Regions from separate parts of the Mus musculus genome. Here region 2 is linked to region 1. Evidence: chromatin loops called from intact Hi-C (ENCODE). Cell type or tissue: gastrocnemius. All regions are shown on one strand. Links, peaks and the distances in the headings refer to the core of each region. The heading gives the core; the rest is flanking DNA.

What was found. Peaks named below come from ENCODE experiments on the same cell type or tissue, not always from the same donor. Only the 100,000 strongest peaks of a DNase experiment are listed, where the experiment ranks them.
Region 2: a loop joins it to region 1, with 2.1 times the contacts of the local background. A loop is called at or near these places in 6 of 42 quality-filtered maps.

The regions. Positions count from the first base shown.
Region 1 is chr15:38,294,993-38,305,708 of GRCm38, forward strand. It overlaps Klf10 (Kruppel-like factor 10), which reads right to left and starts at 5,719. Exons shown (of 4, transcript NM_013692.3): 1 at 5,567-5,719; 2 at 2,630-2,860; 3 at 1,623-2,535; 4 at 1-1,172. The coding sequence starts at 5,602. The coding sequence ends at 913. It overlaps Gm35248 (a long non-coding RNA gene), which reads left to right and starts at 3,755. Exons shown (of 3, transcript XR_001781645.2): 1 at 3,755-3,829. In gastrocnemius, for the core only: CTCF peaks have their summits at 2,462 (motif pointing right), 4,983 and 6,449; DNase peaks (open chromatin) are centred at 2,456, 4,173, 4,992, 5,801 and 3 more places; H3K4me3 peaks cover 4,588 bases; H3K27ac peaks cover 5,000 bases.
Region 2 is chr15:38,445,296-38,456,011 of GRCm38, forward strand. It overlaps G930009F23Rik (a long non-coding RNA gene), which reads right to left and starts at 10,213. Exons shown (of 6, transcript XR_875184.1): 1 at 9,808-10,213; 2 at 9,476-9,520; 3 at 7,864-8,108; 4 at 5,662-5,787. In gastrocnemius, for the core only: no CTCF peak of the experiment used is centred there; DNase peaks (open chromatin) are centred at 5,927 and 7,703; H3K27ac peaks cover 3,133 bases.

The sequences.
Region 1 (10,716 bases), core at 2,223-7,222:
ACAAAAAAACAAAAAAACCACAGTGTATGCTTGACGTTAAGTGTCCTTTGCTGATGACATAAAGCCAACTTTCTCAAGGAGTTATCTCAAATTCTTGACATCTCTTCTTTATAATACATATTTTCATCTCCAGATTTTTTTCTAAACAAAGTGCAGTGTATTTTAAGCCTACAGAAAACACATTGGTATACAATTTTCAAATCTACACAAAAAACTGCAAGCAAACTAAAATCTAAAGTAGAGTAAAATGCCTAAACTTTCAAAACAAAATGCCAAAGAAGAATTTTAGCTGCATTTCCAAGCAATTAAATTAATGAGGGTTCCAATCCTTTGGCTCCCCCACAGCAATGTACAGCTGTTCAACTTCAAATACCAACAATAGTGGAAAAATGAGTTTTAGATATACTTAGCTACATCCACGGATTTGACTGGAAAGACTAGGAATAAGAAACAAGATAACTCTAGGAGAAGATGACATCTCTGTGTAACACAAACTCATTTTCTAGCTCCATTTCTGTACCGTAATTTCCAGCCTCTATATTCTTGAAACCAATCCTTTGAAAGAATCACACTGCAAAGCTGGTCTCAAGTATAAATGGCAAAAACAAAGTCCCCAATGTGTATGTGATTCAAAACCTGTGCTGCGCTCACCTCAGCCGAAACTTTCCAGACTAAAATAAGGGAGGAATAAAAGGGTTCTCCTCTCTCTCTGTGGTAAGAACTGAGCCCTGTCCTCTGTGACCTGCCTGTGGCTGAAGCACTTCTTGTCATTTCACCCAGGCGGGGCCTCCCCCAGGCCAGGGCTTCTACTTTAGGCCCTTTTGGAGGGCCACAGCCTTGCAGAAGCACTTGACACCATCACTGGCTCCTGACTCTGACCAAAGTTTATTCTGCGTCTCCATCTTCTGGCCGTCACTGTGCGGAAGCAGGGGTCGGAGGCAGAGCAATGTCATTTAACTTGCTAACTTCCATTTGCCAGTTTGGCAGCTTCTTGGCTGATAGGTGGCGTCGGGCATGCTTGGTTAAATGGTCGCTCCTCATAAACCGACGGTCACACATGGGACAGGCAAACTTCTTCTCACCTGTGTGTGTCCGCCGGTGTCTGGACAGTTCATCGGAGCGAGCAAACCTCCTTTCACAGCCTTTCCAGCTGCAGCTGAAAGGTTTTTCCCCTGAAGCAAAGAAAGCCAGATGGTTACTATACATTGACGCACAGAGTTTAAAATTGAAAGCTGGTCAGTTCATAAATTATCAAAGCTTGGCGCCATGGTTCACACCTTTAATCCCAGCACTCTGGAGATAGAGGCAGAAAGAAATCTGAGTTCAAGATCAGCCTGGTCTACAGACTGAGTTCCAGGGTAGCCAGGGCTGCACAAAGAAACCCCGCCTGAATAAATAATGTAATAAATACATATATATCATGTATATATTACCAGATGTGCTGCTTCCTCTGCCTCCAATTCCCAAGTGCTGGGATTACAAGGGTGTGGCACCAGGCCTAGGGACAAACTGACTAATTTTAAAGACAATGAGTCATCTACCTCACCCTCCCTTGCATTTGTGTCCACAGTCTAACTCCACATACACACCCACTTCAAAGACAGAGCCCACTCGGTCAGTACCTGTGTGTGTCCTCACGTGGGCCTTCAGATGGGAACTTTTAAAGTAAGTCTTGCCACACCCTGGGTGGCTACAGATGTGACTTCTTACTCTGGACGAGTCAATCTGAGGAGTGACCCTTGCTGCTGAAGGAGAGAATCCAGGAGCAGGGGCAATGGGAGACAGTCTGGTGCCACTGGGGCTCACCACTGGAGGCCTTGGGCTCTGCACAACGGGCTGGGGTACCACAAACACGACGGTGCCCTCAGGCACCTGAGTGCCCATGAACAACACAGGTGAGCAGACAGCTGGTGGCTGGCTAGGAGGAGTGCTGGGGACAACTGTGCTAACAAGAGAGTTGTTGGCAGGAAGGGGAACCATCTGGCAGATGACAGGCAGGGGTGGCACTCCCCCAGTGGATACTGTAGGTGAAGACACCAGTACTGACTTCTGCACTGGGGACGAAGGAGCTGGCTGAGACCTACAAATTACTGTCTCTGAGGAAGGCACAGCAAAGTCATATAGTGCAGCGCCCGCCTTCTCATCACCATCGGACACTGTGCTGGGCTCAGGCTTGGATCTGTTTGGTGACACTGCAGCACAGGGTATGTTCTTTCGAGTAGCCTCAACATTTCCGTGGGTTCTTCTCCGGAAAGAATTGTCCTGATAGTTGAGGATGCTAGCTGCTTTCACGGGGCAGGACTGGTGGTTGCACAGTTGGGCATCAGCTGTGTGACGGATGACACTGGTGGCTTGAGCCTTAGGAAGAGGAGGGGCAGCTAAAGGATTCTTTTCCTCCTCTTTGAAAGGAGTGGCGCCTGGAGGCTTGGCAGCATCGGAGAAAGATTTGAAGTGGCCAGTAGATGGCGCTGATGCAGTCAGATTTGACCCTTGGGAGGGTTCGAAGTCAGAGGGGCTGTAAGGTGGCGTTAAACACTACAAATACAAACACAAGCAAGGAGAGGAATTAGAGGTCCATTATGTAAACTCTTAAAAAATGCTGTCACTTCTACCCACTGAAAATACTTACAAATGCTGGGACTGTCTGAAGGTCAGGCGTCCCTGGAAGCAAGCTGTCATCCTCGGAGGTATCAGACACTGGTGTGACAGGCCTGTTTTCAAGGTATTTCTTGAAATGAGACTTCCAGTCGCAGCTCATGGACATGAGCGCTTCCACCGCTTCAAAGTCACTCTGCTCAGCTTTGTCCCAGGGATGCATCCCCTCTCTGGGCTTTTCAGAAATTAGTTCCATTTTCCCCTCCTACAAAAACAAAAGTTGAAGCTAATCAGTTATCTGGTTATCCAAACCGCAGGAATGCCCAATGCTTGCTATTTTATTTCAAGGTTAAAGGCCACCTTATTACCAGTAAGGGAATTAAGACGAATGTCTTAAAATGTAATTTGACTTAAACTACTTCCAGGTTAAAGTGGTATCTAGTTACCTAAAGTCTGAAATTGGTAACTTCATCACATACGGTGGAGATTGAGTAAAATAAGTGGACACACACAAATACAGCCAGGCATGGTGGGATACATGTATAATCTCAGGAATGTGGAGGCCAAGAAGTTGGAAGTTGCATCTCAAAATGCAAAACACACAAAGCAACCAAAGAGGAAAAAAATATTTTATTTTGGTCAAGTCTCAATCTCTTAATATCTATGATTTTTATCAGATTTATTAAACACAATGCTTTTCTGTACCATAAGGGACCAGACAGGCATAAAATATGTTCTTGGGATATGCAAAAACAAACAAACAAAAAACCCCGAGTACAAGTTGGTTTTAATTTAATTAAAACATGATTTGATAACCGATCATGCTCTGTGTGCAACACCTTCGACCTAATGTCTCACATTAAAAGTTCCATGACCTGAATTTCAAAAGAATCACCAACCATCTCTACTTTCCTCTTAAAAAGAACTTCCAAATTCTTCTGGTTAAAGTAGAGGTTGCAAAAATTATGAAAAGCCTCATAAAGTGGGGGAGCCTGGAATATAAGGCTCCAGGCCAACTCTGGCTATATAACTAGTTCAGGGCCAGCCTGAACTCATAAAGACAAAGCAAAAACCTAATACATAAATAAAATGGCAATGATAATCTTAACGCTTTTCTAAAAATGCCTATCTTCCTGCTGAGTGTGGGAAAACAAGACACGGTTCTTGAAACATCACTAACAATGTAATTGCATAATCGTTCGCGCCTTTATGTAAGCTGCAATGGATGAAGACTGTAAGTGTAAAAAGCCTATAGTCACCAACTCAAAGAAAGAGGGGTGGGAAAAAAGGCAGCCAGGGGTGAAGAATGTGAGCCGGGAGGGGAAGCCGGGAGGGAGCGAAGAGCTGGTGCGAGGCAGGAAAGGGAAGCCGGGTGGAGGCAGAAGCGAGGCGGGGCGGGGCGGGGCGGGGCGCGGGAGGCCGGCGGGGGAGATCCTCGCTGGCGGGGACCGACCGATGGGGCCGCCCTAACCTCAATGAGGCTGGCGGGTGAGTCACCGGGAACACTGCCCGCCGCGCGCACGTCCCCGCGCCCCGCCCCTGCCATTGGCCGGCCGGCCCGCGGCCCGCGTCCGGATTGGCTGGGCGGGCAGGGTGGGGGCGCGAGGAGGAGGGGGCGAGGCATGTGAACAAAGCGTGATCAGCGACTGCTCCGGGCGGCGCAGGAAACGTGAACTGGGAATTGCCGCGCCGTCACCTTTCCCCTACTTCCTGAGCACGGGCCCCCGCCCCCGCTCGGCCGGGGAGGGGCCGCGGGCGCCGCCGCCAACCGCTCGCCAGTGCGCGCCGGGCGGCGCGAGGGCTGGGCGGTGTCGGCTCCCGAGTCGCCCGCCCCTTCCACCTCCTCCGAGCCGCGGTTCCCTTAGGAACCGACAGCAGGGCCGGGCCTCGTTCCCGCCCCTGGCGGAGGCCGGGGCTGGGTCACTCGGGGACGAGAAGCTCCCCGGGTGCACCCGTTCGCCGCCCATCCCTGGCCTCCGCCTCGGCTGCGGGAGGTGGGGCCGGGTCCCCGCGGAAGCCCGACCGCCGCCCTCCTCCTGCTCGCCGCCTCCGGGGAGCGGCCGGAGCCTGGGGCACTCCGCCCACTCGGCCCGCGGGACCTCAGCCTACCCGCATCTGCAGCATTCGTCCGACTGCTGTTTCCGGCAGCCTGAGCCCCCGCAAGCAGTCTCTGCAGGCTCCCAGACGTGCGGCGCCCACAGCACGGGCTCCAGGCGCGCGGCCCCACGGTTCCCGCCTCGACACGCGGCCCCCGCGTCTCGCGGTCCCGACTCCCCCGCCAAGCTGTCGGGCTCCAAGGCAGGACCCTGCCCCCTGCCAAGAGTAATCTATAGGCAGCCACCTGCCTCCGCCTCGGATGGGGAGTCCCCTCCCGACGTCTGCGGGGGCGCCGCGGCTCCCCTGGCGGCCGCAGAGTCCGCGTGCCTTCCATACCCCGCGCGAAGCCGGCCATCCCCTCCCCCAGCCCCGGGCTAGCCCAGCCCCGCGGTCTCCACCTGGCAGGGTTTCCCCCTCCCCCGAAGAGCAGGCGCCCTCCTCTCGGCTAGGCAGACCGTGAGTAGTCCTTGTCACCCCGGGTCGCATTCCTGGTGCAGACAGGGGCATCTCCCGCCAGAGCCAGGTGCAGGGCGCCCCCTCCATCTAAACCGCGCTTCCAGGGAGACAGCCCCTCCAGCTCACTCGTCTCCTGGGGTCTCCCTGAGAGTCCTCCTTGTCTCCTGGATACCCAGGATCGCTCTCCCCTGGTCCAGGTCCCAGGCTTCTTCCGACCCTTTTTTTTTTTTTTTTTTTTTTTTTTTTTTTTTGCACATGCCCTCGATGATATTCCAGCCTGCAGGGAGGAAATCCCTTGCAAGACCCCGCTGCAGCCTGGGTTCTCAGGCGTGGCTTATTTAGGGGCTCATGCTTCGCGCTCCGGCTGGCTCCCCTACACTGACCGGCAGGAAAGGACCAGCATCCTCAGGTAACTTACCGAAGCTTGCTGGAGAGAAGCGCCGAAGTTGAGCATGGTTGGCTGCCTGGCCGCAGGTCGCGAGCTGCCTGGCTGCTGGCTGCTTAGTTAGCCACAGACGGGAGCACTGAGACACTAGACGTCGACGCCACCGCGCTCCGCGCTGTCTGCCCCCCTCCCCGTGCAGGTAGCCGCTCTGCCTGCCCCGCGCCGCGGGCGGGGTAGAGGGCGGGGCCTAGTGTCGACCAATCAGCGGCAAAGGTGTGTGAGGCCTCAGCCAATGAGCTGGCAGAGCCACGCGTGATCAGCGGCTGCCCGGCTGCAAGAGGCTCTGTCAGTGGAGCGTGTACACAACCCGAGGCACCGTGTTCCCTCGGTCCAGCCCCGGGGAACTCCGGGGACCACCTGACTCCGTGACGCCCCTCGCCCAACCCTAGCCTTCAGTCCTCCGCCCATGCCCGGGGGCGGCGCCGGCGGCGGGGCATAGCTGGGAGGCGCGGTGGCGGCGACTAGGCTTTGCGGAGAGCCGGCCCCACGTGGGGGGTGGGAAGGGAAGCCCGCTCCGCCCAGTCCCCTTCGCGCCCACAGCGTCTGGGCCCGCCAGGGAGTGGGCGGGACCCCGAGCAGGAGGCGGAGGCGGAGGCTGCGAGCGCGGCTCCGAGCCACCAGACGTTCTTTGGCAGCGTGGTTCTCGTGGGTCTTGCGTGGAAGCAAGGGATGGATGAACCACTGAGCGGCATTTCTGAGCATTTGCCGGGTTTTGTCACTCTAAGCCGGAGGACTGGGGAGAACCAGGGCGAGATGGTGGCGGCGGGAGCCCTGTCACGGAACAGACACCTGCTCGCACTCACCGCCCACGCCCAAGGCGGCAGGCGCTGGCTCGTCCTCCCATCTGCAGCACAGGCACTAGCAGCAGGGCCCGCCTCTGCGCGTCCCTCCCGTCCTTCTGGGCGGTTGGAGTGGGGACTAAGGGAAGCCGGTACCAAAGAGCTAGTGGCGTGGCAGGGAGCCCCAGACCCGACGCTCGGTGGCAGAATCGAGTTTGAGTTTGATGTAGTTGAAGTTTAAAATACAATGTTCGAGCTATTTCCAAGGTGGACTCCACTTCCCCCACCCGCGGGACCACAGTCTTCGCCGACGCCCTACCAAGAAACCGCTTGAGGGGATGGGGTGAGGAAAGCATGCTTGCAGGTGGGATTCCTGACCCGGTCAAACATCGAGTTCCTGTCCCTGCCCCCTCCACCGCTCCAGGGATTGAGGGCAAGCTGAGCTTCTTAGGGAAGCCAGCTTGTGGGTGCAGCAGCCCGGCTGAGGCTGTAGCCTCCTAGTCTGAGAGCTCTTGGCTCCTCGTTGGCGCCCTATTGCCCCGCCCCCTCGCCCGTTTGTGCGGGTTCACGGCAGCTGTTGGAGCCGGAGGGAGTGATAACGGGGCTTAAAGCAAACTAGAGATTTTTATCTTCTCCCTGGGACAGGCAGATCATGAGACAAAAGTCACTGCCCTCCTGTGGGCTTTTTCAGCCTGCTGGGCTAAAAGGGCTAAAGCAGGTGCCCTTTCTCAGTCACCACAGACTAGGTAAAGGAGGGAATTTGTTTTAGAGGCCTCCAGCTCTACCAACATCTATCTGATGGTTCCTTCTGGTATACCTAAAGCCAGCCAGCAACAAATGTAATGATAATAACGTGGGCCAGAGAAGCCCTGGGTGGGGGTGGGAGTGGGGGAAGATGACTGAATGGCCTCCTGTCACTGCCTGCTCTGAATCCGCTGGAGGAGCGCCAACTCAGCAACCCAGGCAGCTCTTCCTGCCTCTCTCCACCCGGTGCCCTGCTTCTGTCTGCAGGAGTGTCCTTCCCTGCAGGCTTCCTTCCGCTTGGGCTGGCCCATCCTGTTGATCTGAGTCTGAAGGGCTGGAGCAGCTGGCCTGGGCACCTGCTGCAGCGCAGGAAGCTCTTGTGTGTGCCCAGTGGCAGGCCTGCCTGCCTGCCTTCCTGTCAGGGAGCCGCCTCCGGGAGAGGTCACAGCCAGACCCACCAAGCCTGAACCCTGTGTCTGGCGTGGTGCCCCCACACCCACTCTGCAGGCTGAGTTGTAAGGAGCGTTTGGGACTTGGAGTGATCACAGCAGGAAAGAGGAGAGAAAGGGGTAGGAGAAACTGGGTAGTGGTGACCTGGAGATTCAGAGAAAGCCTTCCCCAGGCACTTCAGACCTAATATCGCCAAATCTAAAACTCCTCTTTCTTTGTGGTCTTAAGGGGTGATCATTGCCAGTCTAGCCACAGTTGCCTCCCTCCCTCAAAAACTTAAGTGAGATCTAGTTAGTCCCCAGCTCTAGACAGCTTTGCCTCAGAAACACCTACTTACTGTTTGTTTTACAAGGTACTCTGTCTGCCTGTCTTCACCCCCCTCCCCCCATTTTGTCTTCAGTAACAGGGTCTCACTATGCAGCCCTGGCTGGCTGACAAATTCTGTGTAGCCCTGGCTACCTAGACAACCCTCCTGCCACAGCCTCCCAAGTACTGGGCTAATGGGCACCAGGCAGGCACTTGGCTCAGTGTTTCACCTCTAGCTTGCACGAAGCTATTTCTGTCTGTAATCCCAGGACATCCACCCACATCACAACTTGTTTTCCAGAGCCCAGATGCCATGCTTAAACTTAAGATCACAACAATCCCTACTTAAATAAATTACCTTTGTCTATTGTTATCGGGAGATAAAAGGCTACCCCTTTATGAGCTAGGGGTCTCCAGCTACTCATTCAACTTTTCAGCCTTTTAGTAAGTTCTTCCCTTGCCCAGAGCCATCATACAGTGCATACATCTCCATGCCACACCCCCATTCAATAAGCACTGTCCTTCAGGCCTCTGTTCACTGATGCATTCAACCAATGTTATTGAGCATCTGCGTATTCTAGGCCGGCCAGTAGACTGGTCTCGAGCTCTTGAATCTTCTGCCTTTATCTGCCAACTACTGGGATCACAAGGGTGTGCCACATGGGAGGCTAAGACAAGATTGTCATAAATGAGACCAGCCTGGGCTACATAGTTTCAGGTGGAGACTGACTACTGAAGAATTTACAGGCTATGGAATGACACAAGACTTGGTGCAAAGAGAGGCTAGACTCTCTTGGAAGAGATGCTTTTTTTTTTTTTTTCTGAAGGCCCCTTTTCTCTCTGGTTTCAGTGTTTCCTTGCCATGTTGGTGAAGCCTTCCTTGATAGCTCCAGGCTGAATTATTTGCCTGCCTCTCCTCCAAAGCAATGTTATAAGTAAGGAGATATATATATATATATATATATATATATATATATATATATATATGTTATTGCAAAACCCTTTTATAGTATTGAATCCTGCCCACACCCCACTCAGATCTAAACTCCTATAAGACAGTGGTCATTTCATAATGTCCCTTCATATATACACTCAAGCTGGCCTGGAACTCTCAGCAAGCCTCCTGCCTCAGCTCCTGAAGTGCTGTGATCACCGACATGAGCTGTTGTGCCCAGTTCCATAGTTATCTTTCTTATTTACTATTTGTTCTTTAATAGGTACTTGATACATTTTTCCCAATGAATTAAATAAAATACTAGATTGTTTCTGAAGACCCCATGGGATTGCAGACAATGTGGGCCAATATGTGAGTGGAAGTACGAGTCCTTCCAAACCCTTCTCTTAGATTGTGCTGTTACAAGGCCCTTCATAGATGTAGTCATCTTGGGCATGAATAAGAGAGGAGACTTAATTTGGCTGTAGGAAGTGATACCTCAGATGCTGACCCTTATTGCTAATGGTGTTGGTTTCCCTTCAGTCAGAATATTGAAGATAGAGACTCCCCAGTTCAGATACTGATCTTAGAACACATTGTACCTACCAGCGAGCTTCTCTTTGCTCTGTACAGTCACCAAGTCTCATCCTTGTTCATCCCTTTTTGGCTGTACCACATGTCAGGCATTAGTGAACACTGGAGAACCATCATAAAAACATTCCCTGTGTTGAAGGAACTTCTAGGATAGTGGGAGAAGCTGGTAACTGTAGCCATTGCTACATTCTGGAAGATACTAAGAGAGCTGGTGCGCAGGTGATTTTGGAGGTGCTTAGAGCAGTGTCAGAAGGGCTTCCCTGAGTTAATTCTCAAAGCCTGTGGAGCAGGGACTGCCAGCTACTCAGTATATGCTTTAACAATAGGATCCACACACTTGAGAGGCAGAAGGAGGATGTGTACGTCACTGAAGGGATGTAAGAGAATGTTGCTCCCAGGGTCGGCAAGGATAAGTGTTAGCAGGGATGGCTGCATAGGTTGCCGTTCTAGCCCAGTATGGAGGATGGACTTGAGGAGTGGGAGCTAACACCAGTGTGGAGGCAAAGGTGACAAAATGAAGCCTAAAGAAAGGAAGGAGAAGCAGGTTGGAGAGGCTGGGGCAAAGATGTAACTTGCTTACTGGATATGGGGTGAGGAAACATACTCACTAGATCTAACGAGAGAGACATCGTTACCGGAAGAAGGGACCACAGAAAAGTCATGGGTTGTGGAGGACAGAAAGCCATGGTCAAATTGGCTTTATTAAAAAAGAAGAAGTCCGGGCATGGTGGTGTACGCCTTTAATTCCAGCACTTGGGAGGCAGAGGCAGGCGGATTTCTGAGTTCGAGACCAGCCTGGTCTACAAAGTGAGTTCCAGGACAGCCAGGGCTACAGAGAGAAACCCTGTCTCGGAAAGAAGAAGGAGGAGGAGGAGGAGGAGGAAGAAGAAGAAGAGGAGGAGGAAGAGGAAGATGAGGAGGAGGAGGAAGAAGAAGGAGGAGGAGGAGGAAGAAGAAGAAGGAGAAGAAGGAAGAAGAAGAAGAAGAGAAGAAGAGAAGAAGAAGGAGAAGAAGAGAAGAAGAAGAAGAGGAGGAGGAGGAGAGGAGGAGGAGGAGAAGAGGAGGAGGAGGAGGAGAAGGAGAAGAAGGAGAAGGAGAAGAAGAAGAAGAAGAAGAAGAAGAAGAAGAAGAAGAAGAAGAAGAAGAAGAAGAAGAAAAGAAGAAGAAGAAGAGGAGGAGGAGAAGAGGAGGAGGAGGAGGAGGAGGAGGAGGAGGAGGAGAAGAAGAAGAAGAAGAAGAAGAAGAAGAAGAAGAAGAAGAAGAAGAAGAAGAAGAAGAAGAAGAAGAAGAAGAAGAAGAGGAGGAGGAGGAGGAGG
Region 2 (10,716 bases), core at 3,806-8,805, 150 kb after region 1:
AGAGAAATAACGAGCCAAGTCTGATCAAGGCCAGTGTTTACTTATGAGTCTGAGCTTGTAGGGGGGAGGGGGATCCCATCCCCCACCAAGCCAGGATCTGGGTGCTTTGTCAGGGTCACTGCTTTGTCTGGATAGTGTCAGGAAAACAGGTTCAGCCTCTCAGCAGGTAGTGGCATCTTGGAGGAAAGCTGCAGATGTGGCAGGACAATAGACTGTACCTAGGTCAAAGACTCCACCCGAGGTGGGCTAGCAACTTTGGCAAGCCAGGTCTGAGCAGCCTGCTCAAGGCTGGGGGAAGGGCACAGTTTGCTAATGCATTAGTAAGTCCATGTAACTGTCATGCCTTTTAAAATCTCCTAGAAGCATTATTCATAATAGCCCAAGTATAATACAATCCAAGTTGCTGGGTGGACAAACACAATACGGGCTATCTAGTGAAACGATACTCAGCCATAAATGAATAAGCTGCAGCTAGATGCCATGTAAGAGATTATGTTAAGTCGGCCATCACTGGAAAGAGAGGCCCATTGGACTTGCAAACTTTATATGCCCCAGTACAGGGGAATGCCAGGGCCAAAAAGTGGGAGTGGGTGGGTAGGGGAGTGCGGGGGAGGGTAGGGGGGACTTTTGGGATAGCATTGGAAGTGTAAATGAGGAAAATACCTAATAAAAATATATTTAAAAAAGAGATTATGTTTAGTGAGAGAAGCCATGTGTGTTTAATAAATAAAAAATACCAGAATAGGCAATTCCATGGAGACATAAATTAGTGATTGGCAAGGCTTAGGGGAAGGGACTGTGGGGAATAGCTATTTTGCAGACACAGGATCTCCTTTGGAGACTGTTGAAGAATATTCTGGAACTAGATGGTCATATAACATTGTAAATGAACTAAATGTCACTCTGTTGTTAACTGTAAGAATGTGGATTTAATGCTACATGTACCTTTTGTATATGTTTTTAAAAAGATTTATTTAGTTTTATTTATGTGTGTGTGTATGTGTATCCATGTACAGATGCCCATGAAGGCAAGAAGAGACCTTAGGGCCCCATGAAGCTGGTGTTACAGGCATTGTGAACCACCTGATGTGGGTGCTGGGAACTGAACCAGGGTCTTCTGGTTAGTGATAAATTCTACTAACCATTGAGCCATCCCTCCAGCCCCTCATATGTATCTTACCACAAAAAATGTAGGGTTCAAGGTGTCACCCCTTGAGGTTTGGGTGAGTGGACAAGTGAGGGAATGGTCCCTGCAGGCAGTGGGGAGCCTTAGATTTGAGGTACAATGCCAGGGTAGAGGAACTGGGACCCAGTTACACTGTAGAGCAGCAGAAGTCACTGGACAGAGGAGTGTCCCATCTCTGTCCTTACACCTTAATGAACCAAGCTGCAGCCCTGTCTCCCATGCACAGCATCTGTCTGTTGTGTCCAGCACCTGCCCTTACTGCACTGACATCACCCCAAGTATCACACAACACCCTTCATCAGAGCTGAGTGTGACCTGGAGTTCCACTGTGTTCACACTGAGACCCTGCACGTTGTAACTCCAGCATGGCTGGAGCAGTCCTCTGCCTCAGTCTGTGCTGCTCAGTTGCCAGAGCTCACCCTTTTTGATTCAGCCCTCTGGGAGCCTTGGAAGAGGTATCAGTCACTTGTCTCATTTCTGCAGCAGCACACCTGGGAAAAGCAACTTAAAGAAGAAAGGGTTTGTTCTGGCTCACAGCCCTGGGGGGCACAACCCAGCATGGCAGAGAAGGCACAGTGACCAGATGGTAGCACATGTGTCCACAGCCAGGAAGCAGGAGCAATGATTCTTGTGCTCAGCTAGCTCATTGTCTCCTTAAAAAACAAATTATCACCTGTGTGTGTGTGTGTGTGTGTGTTAATCTGGGAACTCAAGCAGGGTAGAAACCTGGGTCAGGTTAAAGCAACCTCTACAGAACTGCTTCTTGCCACAGAGATCCTGGTATAAGGCCTTGAGCTACATTGCTCTCCACCCAATCTGAACACACACACTGCACAGCCTGCCTCCTTGCTGGGAACAGCAGAGCTGCACTGAACCAGACAGCGTCTGTCCCGTGGACCTTGGCCTGCCCAGCTGTCTGCCCTAGCAAGCTGCACCGAGAAAGAGTAAAGTGGCCCAGGAGCCTGTTTCTCCCAGCTGCGTCAGAACACCACCAGTGAAGGCCGTGGTCATGGTGTGAAGATCAGACAAACACAAGAGCATTTTGTGGTGACGTCTAACCTGAGCATAGCAGCAATTCAAATTTAGGAATAAGATTCAATTAGAAATCTCTTAGGGATATTATCAGTTTCATTTTTATTACTTTTTAAGTGTTCATTATATCCCAGTGTACTTTGTTCTTAGTTGCCATACCCAAGGATATTATTATTTTAAGCATTGCACATTTTTTAAATATTTATTTTTTGTTTGTATTTGTGTGATGGGGAGGGGCCACTGTGCACATGTGGAAGTCAGAAGACAACTCCACAGTTCCCTCCATCCGGAAAGGCCCTGGGAAGGGAATAGGTCCCGCGTCACTAGGTTTGCATGGCAAGTGCTTTTATCCACAGAGCTACCCCTAAACTGTGTGTTTTTCCGTCTATGTTGGACCACTTTCTGGTGTGGTTTGGTGGGGAGGGATTTGAGGGCTTTTTGTGTGGGTAGTGCTGAAGGTAGGGCCTACCAGTGAGCCACACTGTAACCCTAGATGAATTTTATAAGCAGGTTCATACACACACACACACACACACACACACACACACACACACACACATATATAGTGCCCAGCGTAGTAATGAATTTCTTTAAGCCCAGCATTTGGGAAACAGAGGCAAGCAAATCTATGTGAGCTTGAGGCCAGCCTGGTCTTCACAGTGAATTCCAGACTAGTCAGTGTTATACAGTGAGACTCTGACTCCAAAAAAAAAAAAAGTATTTACTTTTATGTATGTGAGTAGTTTGACTGCATGTATATACACACACCACGTGCTTGCAGTGCCAAGGAGGCCAGAAGAGAGTCTGGACTCTCCTGGACCTGGAGTCCTAGGCTTGTGAGGAGCTCTATGGGGACTGAGAACCAAATCTGGATCCTGCGCAAGAGCAGCAACTGCTCTTAACTGCCGAGCCTTCTCTCCATCTCCTTCTGGGAGCAGGTTTTTAACGATCTGCTGTCTCTCTTCAGCAAATTCTGAGAGACCCCCTGCCTCCTCCCCAGACAGATAAGGGGAAGCAGAGGCCAGAGCTGCGACTCGGCCACCATTTTCCCTGGGGCAGGGCACACGGCCTCTCAAGCATAGTCAGAGGCAGCAGCAGGCTGCTGAGCTAGCCTAGAGAGGACAGTCTTGCTCTCCTGTCCTCGAAGTTCCCTCCCCTATAGCTGAGATGATTGGCTCATATGTATCTCTCAGCTTGCAGAATCTCCTCTGTGGGAAAGTGGTTGTGTGGGGGGCAGTGCTGAGCACCTTTGGAGACTTATGCTTCTGAGGAGGGTCTGGGGCAGTGAAGCCAGCAGCACTCAGAAACAAGCAGCCCTACAAATTAAGTCAATGCAAATGCACTAATTCATTGCCAGGCCTTGGTGAACGCAAGGCCAGACAGGATCCTCAGACAGGATCCTCAGACAGGATCGCCTGGAATCGGGGTATAAAGAAGTCACATTCCCATGAGTCTGGAGACAGTTTGAGATGGTGTGTGTGTGTGTGTGTGTGTGTGTTTGTGTGTGTGTGTGTGTGTGTGTGTGTGTGTGTGTGTGTGTGTGTGTGTGTGTGTGTGTGTAGGCCAGAGGTCAACCTCAGGTACTGTGCCTGAGGAGCTGTCCACTGTGCTTTGGGGACCTGGGACTCTAGGCTGGTTGGACAGAGAAATCCTCCTGCCTCCACTCTTCAGTGCTTTGATTATAAGGCGAGACATGTCTGTGCTTGGCTAAGGATGGATCAGATGGAGTGGTGACCATTGCTGTTGAGACCTCCTTTCCACAACAGAGAACCCGTCCAGGATCGTGCCACAGCTGGTCCTGCATGAAGCTTGGTGCGGAAGGTTTTACCTCAAAAGCTCGACAGCCTGGGTTATATCCCAGATGCTCAGTGACAGGAGACAGCTGACTCCTGAAAGCCTGCCTCAGACCTCCACACGTGTACAGTGATCCATATGTGCCTGTACCCACACACACCGCAAACACACCACACACACCATATACCACATACACCACACACAATGCACACACATACCATACACACACCACACACAGAGACATATTACATACACACATCCCATACACCAAACACACTATACACACCATACACACGCCACACACACCATATATATACATCCCACATGCACCACACACACACACCATACACCACACACACACACCACACTCCACACCCTCCCACACTCCCACATATACACTAATGAAATAAATCAAGTTCCTTAAGGTAGGTGGCTCATCAGGTAAAGGTGTTTGCTCCCAAACCTCGAGTCCCCATCCCCACCCCCGAAACCATGCATGGGAAAGAGTGGATTGACCCTCAAGTTGTCCTCTGACATCACACACACAGTGGCAAGTGTGTCATGGTAGAAGCAGGAAGAATGTAGTCGAAGCCAAACCTGGGCTACAGAACGAGACCATGATTCAAAGAAAAGACAAAACTGAAGGAGAAGGCAAATCAGCTGCCTGCGCACATGCAGCATCTAAAGGCTACGTGAGAGCATGCCCAGGAGAGGCCTGCACCAACCTGAGCTTCGACTCCTGACCTCCAGAACTGAGCGTTTTGTCATTTCAGCCACTCTGTGTTCTTGGGTTGTAACACTCAGTTTGCTCCCCTTTGCTGTCATAAAACACCATGACACAAAGCACTGGGCTCACTCCTCCTTACAGCTCATGTCCATCACGAAGGGGAGTGGGGCTGGGAGCTCTGGCAGCAACCAAAGTGGAGACTGTGAAAGAACTCAGCTTACACGGGCTGTCCCATCACTCGTCAGCCTGCTTGCTTAGGATGCTCAGGCCATGGGCCCTGGAGTGGCACTATCCTGGCTATGCTGGGTCCTCTCACACTGGACTGGCAGTCTGATGGAGGCATTCTCTCAGCTGAGTCCCTCTTCTCTGGGTGACTCCACCTTGTGTCAGATTGACAAAAATACTAACCAGGGTAAATCCCCAAGCTGACTAGATATTTTTCTAAGGGATCTGGCAGTGGAAATTGGTGTTAGTTTCCTGTTGCTATTGTAACAAAAGCCCCAGACTGAAAGGTTAAAACTATAGAAAATTGTCTCTGTGTTCTGGGGGCCAGAGGTCAAACACGCATGTCAGGTCAGGAGGACCCCCTCTGGTCCTGCTCAGCTTCTGTGGCTCACAGTGGCTTAGCTCAAAGCTTTGCCTCCTGTGAAGTCCCTTATACTGCTCCTGCAAGGGCACGTGACACTAAACTTGATGTTCACCCAGAGAAGTCAAGATGTTCTCAGCCTGAAATATTTAATCATGTCTTCAGAGTCCCTTTTCCAAAATAAGGTCTCTACCACATGTTTGTAGGGTCAGAACAAGGGAGGCCCCATCAGAGACCTGAACCTTTGCCTCTGTCTTGTGTCTCCCAGAGGCCCTCCCTCCCTTCTCTCCTCTAGTCAGTGGCAACAGTGCTCCTCAGAATCGCATGGGAGGTCACCTGTGTTCTCTGGTTTGTTTTCATGGGAGCCTTCTGCTTCTCTCTGCCTTCTCACCACCACCTTGCTGGTTGGATGGTGCTGCTGAGGATTCCGTGCTGCTGAGGCTGTGGATGGCAGAGACTCAGCTGACAATGGGGGAGGAGAGGTAAAGAAAGACAGCTGTCACATCATCACATTAGGAACAGTGACAAACAGCCAGCTGTCATGACTTCGGCATAATCCCCACGCCAGCCAGACAGCTGGTGCTCAGAACCTCACTTTGGAGGTTTAGAAAGAATTAAGTGATGTTTCCAAGTCTGGCAAGCTTCAGAGCCGGGATTCGAACTCTGTATCTGGCTCTAAATCCACACTGTAAGAGAAGGCTCTGTGTGGGCAGGGTGTTTAGAGAGACAGGGAATTGTTGCTGATGGCAGAAGTGCTGCTTAGTAAACCCTCAGCCTGGGAGGTGCTGCAGCACTGGCCCTGACTTGGTGGCCCACACTCCTTTGACTAGACTCTAAGCAAACTGGGCTGGGAGGCCCTGGCTCCCATTGTCACCTCCTGCATCCATCTCCCCACGAGACTGGAACCCCTGAGCCTGCTCCCAACCCCCTCCTCTCTCTCTGAGTGAGCCTCCCCCCCCCCACCCGCCTGCTCCCTCCCTCCCCTCTCTCTGAGTGAGCCTCCCCCCCCAGCCTGCTCCATACCCCCTCTCTCCTCTCTGAGTGAGCCTCACCCACCCACAGCCTGCTCCCTACCCCCTCTCCTCTCTCTGAATGAGCCCCCCCCAAGACTGCTATCTCCTCCCTCCCCTATCTCTGCGTGAGCCTTCCCCAACCCTTTCTCTCAGTCTCTCTCCATCACACACAGAACTACCAGAAATTTCTTGCCATCAACTGTGAGGAATAATTTAGAGGAGGCATAGTCGTTAGAGGTGACAGGGGCATCAGAGACTGAGCAATCCCAGTGCAAGTAAGATGGGTGAAGCTTGATCCTTCTATGAAGGACTGAAGAGGACACAGGGCAGGCAGGTCAGCCCCTTGAGTCCCTTTTCGGGGAGATACCATGAAGGCAAATATCTCATCATGTTACCAAACCCAGCTGATCACATAAACAAGATTACGGGATTGGTCATCAGGCTGCCAAGATTTCTCAAATGAGACTCCCCAAGGGCGGAGAGGAGGGACGGTCATCAACACAGAACCCCCTGGAGCCTAGCCCGCAGAGTATACCACGCTCTGTGGGAGGATGGCTGAGGGACCAACAGAGTTGCTGGTGTGTGCACACAAGTATGGTTGGTTTCCTTTCAGCATTATTTTCTAGTGGAAATGTCACAGCTATAGACCAACTTGTGGAAGTGGGGTTGGGAGGACATAACTATATAGCCTGACAGAGCTGACAGGAGGTGTTTCCTTCTGAGGGAAACCAGAATTTTCCTGAGCAACAAAGAGGAATGGCACAGGCCGAGCTTCTAGTGTTGGGGCAACCTGAGCCAGACTATTTGGTAACTGCAGAAAGCCCCGACTCCTGTGTCTTGGTTTTGTCATCTTTTAGAATGGATCTAAAAGCATCGCTGCCAAACCATTCTTCCTTCTCTTCCTCCCAGGCAGGCCGGCACCCCGCCCCCCTCCTGTCTGTTGTTCACCAGAGAGGACCTGGAGCAGTCCCCCCCCCCCGCCCCCCCAGCGACGCATGAGCAGAAAGACCCAGAGGAACTGCCCTACAACGCTAGGGTAGAGGAGTCCTCAGAGAAGGCCTTGTCCTGTTTTGGAGAGACTGCTAGACTCTCTCCTTGGCTTCTAGGGAGCCTAGGTCTCTCTCTCTCTCTCTCTCTGTCTGCCTCTCTGTCTCTCTCTCTCTCTGAACCCACAACCCTCCACAGCTACACAAACCACCAGTCACCCAGCTAATCTCCCTACATTGGCACTTCAGCCTGGCAGCGCCCTCCCCTCGGGGGTGGGGGTGGGGTGGGGTTTCCATGACCTCAGCGCCAGAGAATGTGGGGGATGGGCGGAACAGCTGGGCCCGAAGGGAAGGTCAGAGCAAGGCTTTGGAATTACTGGGCCACTGGAGATGTGGCTTAGTGTCACTAACCTCGCAGGTGGCAAGGCTGGCCCACCATGTCCGAGGGAGCCAGGCACCTGTGATCAGGCCTGGTGTACTAGGACATGTAGCCGGGCCTCTCCTGTGATGATTGTCAACTGGGTCATTTCTTGGCTCACCTAGTCCTCTCTTCTGACTTGTTTGAAGGTGTTTTGCAGGCTCCCTGTTGCAGCTGCGGGGCCAGCCTGCTCTGTCCACGGAGATGCTGCTCTGAGAGGAAGTATGGGGTCTCCCGAGGCCCCAAGTGGCAGCTCTGGGGCCAGCTTCAGAGGCTTGCAGGCCCTAGGGTCTGCCCAACAGCTGCTTCATCTCACTCCTTTGCCTACCCCGTCTCAGATGGATTCAAGAACAGACCTAAGGTGACCTGTTGGAGCAAACAGAAATACAGTGTAGCTGACTAAATTTGAGCATCAGAGAAATAATTTTTTTTAGTATCAGTACACACCTCATGAAATATTTGAGACATATGTTTAAAAGGGGGTTGGTGCTTATCAAGAATTCAAATTTAATAGGATGGCTGGAAATTCAGGCAGGACCTCATTTTATTTTCAAATTCTATAAATGCCCCTCTTCTCTGCTTATTTGTGGGGAGACACTTAGGAATAAGCCTACAATACACATTAATATTCTTCTGTTATTATGAAATTAATCCAGTTTTAAAGCTCTGGAACATTATTGATTTTTGGAAACATTTCTGCAACTTTTTATTAACTTCATATTTCATAGTTTATAATAAAGACTTCCAGCGGATAATTTCTTTTTCCTTCTCTTTCTTATTTCTGTATGTTGTTGTGGACTGTACTGCTGGCGGATAGAAAGGCATTCTAGTCTTACCTGACTGTGAATCAGGCTGAAGGGAATGATGCTAGCTATGTTGCCAGGCAAGGTCTGAGCTTCTGGGCTCATGAAGCCCTCATGCCCTATAACCCAAACAGAACTGGGAATGCTTGCCACCACACCTGGCCCTTTATTGCTGTTTCCTGCCCTCCTCAGTAGGGGATACACACACAGGAGGAAGGAAAGACAGACATGTGCTACTACAAACCCCAACCTCAAGATGCTAACATGCACCCTGCTTCCTTTGGAAAGTCAAGCACTAGGGTGAGTCCAGCACTCCCTGGAATGACAGATGTCCCTGGTATAAACAGAGTCATGACAGCTTGCTCTGTTCTTTGCATAGTAAGGCTCGAAACTCAACTCTACAGACCAGGGTCCCAGGTCTCTGTCTCTGGACATGTCAAGAGCCTGAACCACATTCTCAATGCAGCTCAGCTAGAAAGCCTACTCTCTCAGCCACATGGCCTCTCCTAGGTCTTCAGGGAAGAGGCTTGGGGACAGCCTGGCCCTGTGTGTAGTGGCTCCCTGGCAAGGGACCATCGAGAGACCCTCCCTGCCCTTGCAGGGAGACATCTGTGAATACCCAGCAGGGTCAGAAGTTCAGGAGCCACCCCTTTGATGTAGCCTCTCCTCAGCCACCTACGCAGACAGAGACTCCAGACTGGACTCCCACCCCCACCCCTCTGGTGCCTTCTCTCCTCCTCCTTTCAGGGCTCTCAAGCACTTGGACAGAGTGCCTTGGTTTAGGGGTGCACAGTGGACATTCCAGTCAGGGGCAGCAGGGCAGCAGCTTACAGCTCTCACTCCTGTCAATGAATAGTGGCCAGGAGGGTTCTGGCTCCACCTCTCATTTCCTCTGTCCATGAACTGTTGATTCATATGTGTCTCTCCCACCTGTTAGGTTAAGTTCCTGGTCCTCCTGGTCCTCAGTCTTCTCATCTGTGGAAGGGGCAAGAGAAGGATTAAAAAAGGCAATACAGGAGATTAGAAACTGGGTCAGTGACATAGCTCAGAGAGTACAGGTGATTGCTGCCAAGACCAGCTGCCTGCGTTTGAGCCTTGAAATGGATGATGGAGGAAGAGAAGCAACCCCACACACGTACCACACAAGAATAGCCAATAAGTAATAAAGGCAGAACATTGTCTGGCTTATAGAACATGCTTATTGAATGTGAGGTGCTGCATGGACAGCACAAGGAAGAGACAAGACGAAGCTGCTGTCTCACCCCACTCCGGCTCAGGGACTCTTTGGGAAGAAACCTGCAAGTCCTTGTGCAGTGGATTTCTGATGCCTTGTTTGGATGAGTCGTTGGAATGCTCTTCCTGCTCTGGGGGAAAGCCCACAGTACTTTCCATGCCTCCTCAAGGTAGGAAGGAGTCAGACACAAAATTCCTAGCTAGTGAGACAGCGAGGAGCGGGCATGTGACCTGGTTTCACCAATCAGAGGTGTTCACAGAAGACCTTGTCAGAAACTGAAGTGTCCTGGGGGCGACACTCTGCTCCACACCAGCCTAAGCTTCCCTAGAGAAGGTACTATGTTCACCCCTAAAATGGCATACTGGGATCTAACCCTCAGCACCCCAGAAGGCACCCTTCAGGGAAACAGTCCTGTGAATGATCAGATTAGGATGAGGCCCTAGCAGGTGCTTTGATGCAATGGCCTCCTCCTCCTCCCCCCTCCTCCTTTTTGTGTTTTTGAGACAGGGTTTTTCTGTGTAGCCCTGGCTGTCCTGGAACTCACACTGTAGACCAGGCTGGTCTCAAACTCAGAAACCTGCTAGCCTCTGCCTTCGAAGTGCTGGGATTAGAGGCATGCACCACCACTGACCTTGTCCTTCTAAAAAAGAAAAATTCAGCAGGTACGGTGGTGCACACCTTTTATCCCAGCACTCAGTGGGCAGAGGTAGTCAGATCTCCAAGTTTGAGTCCAGTCTGGTCTACAGAGTGAGTGAGTTCCAGGAGAGCCAAGGCTACACAGAGAAACCTTATCTCATAAAACAAAACAAAAACATGAGGGAGAGAGAGAGAGAGAGAGAGAGAGAGAGAGAGAGAGAGAGAGAGAGAGAGTGGGAGAAAGGGAGAAAGGGAGAAAGAGACAAAGAAAGAGAGAGAAAGGGAAAAGAAAAGAAACATT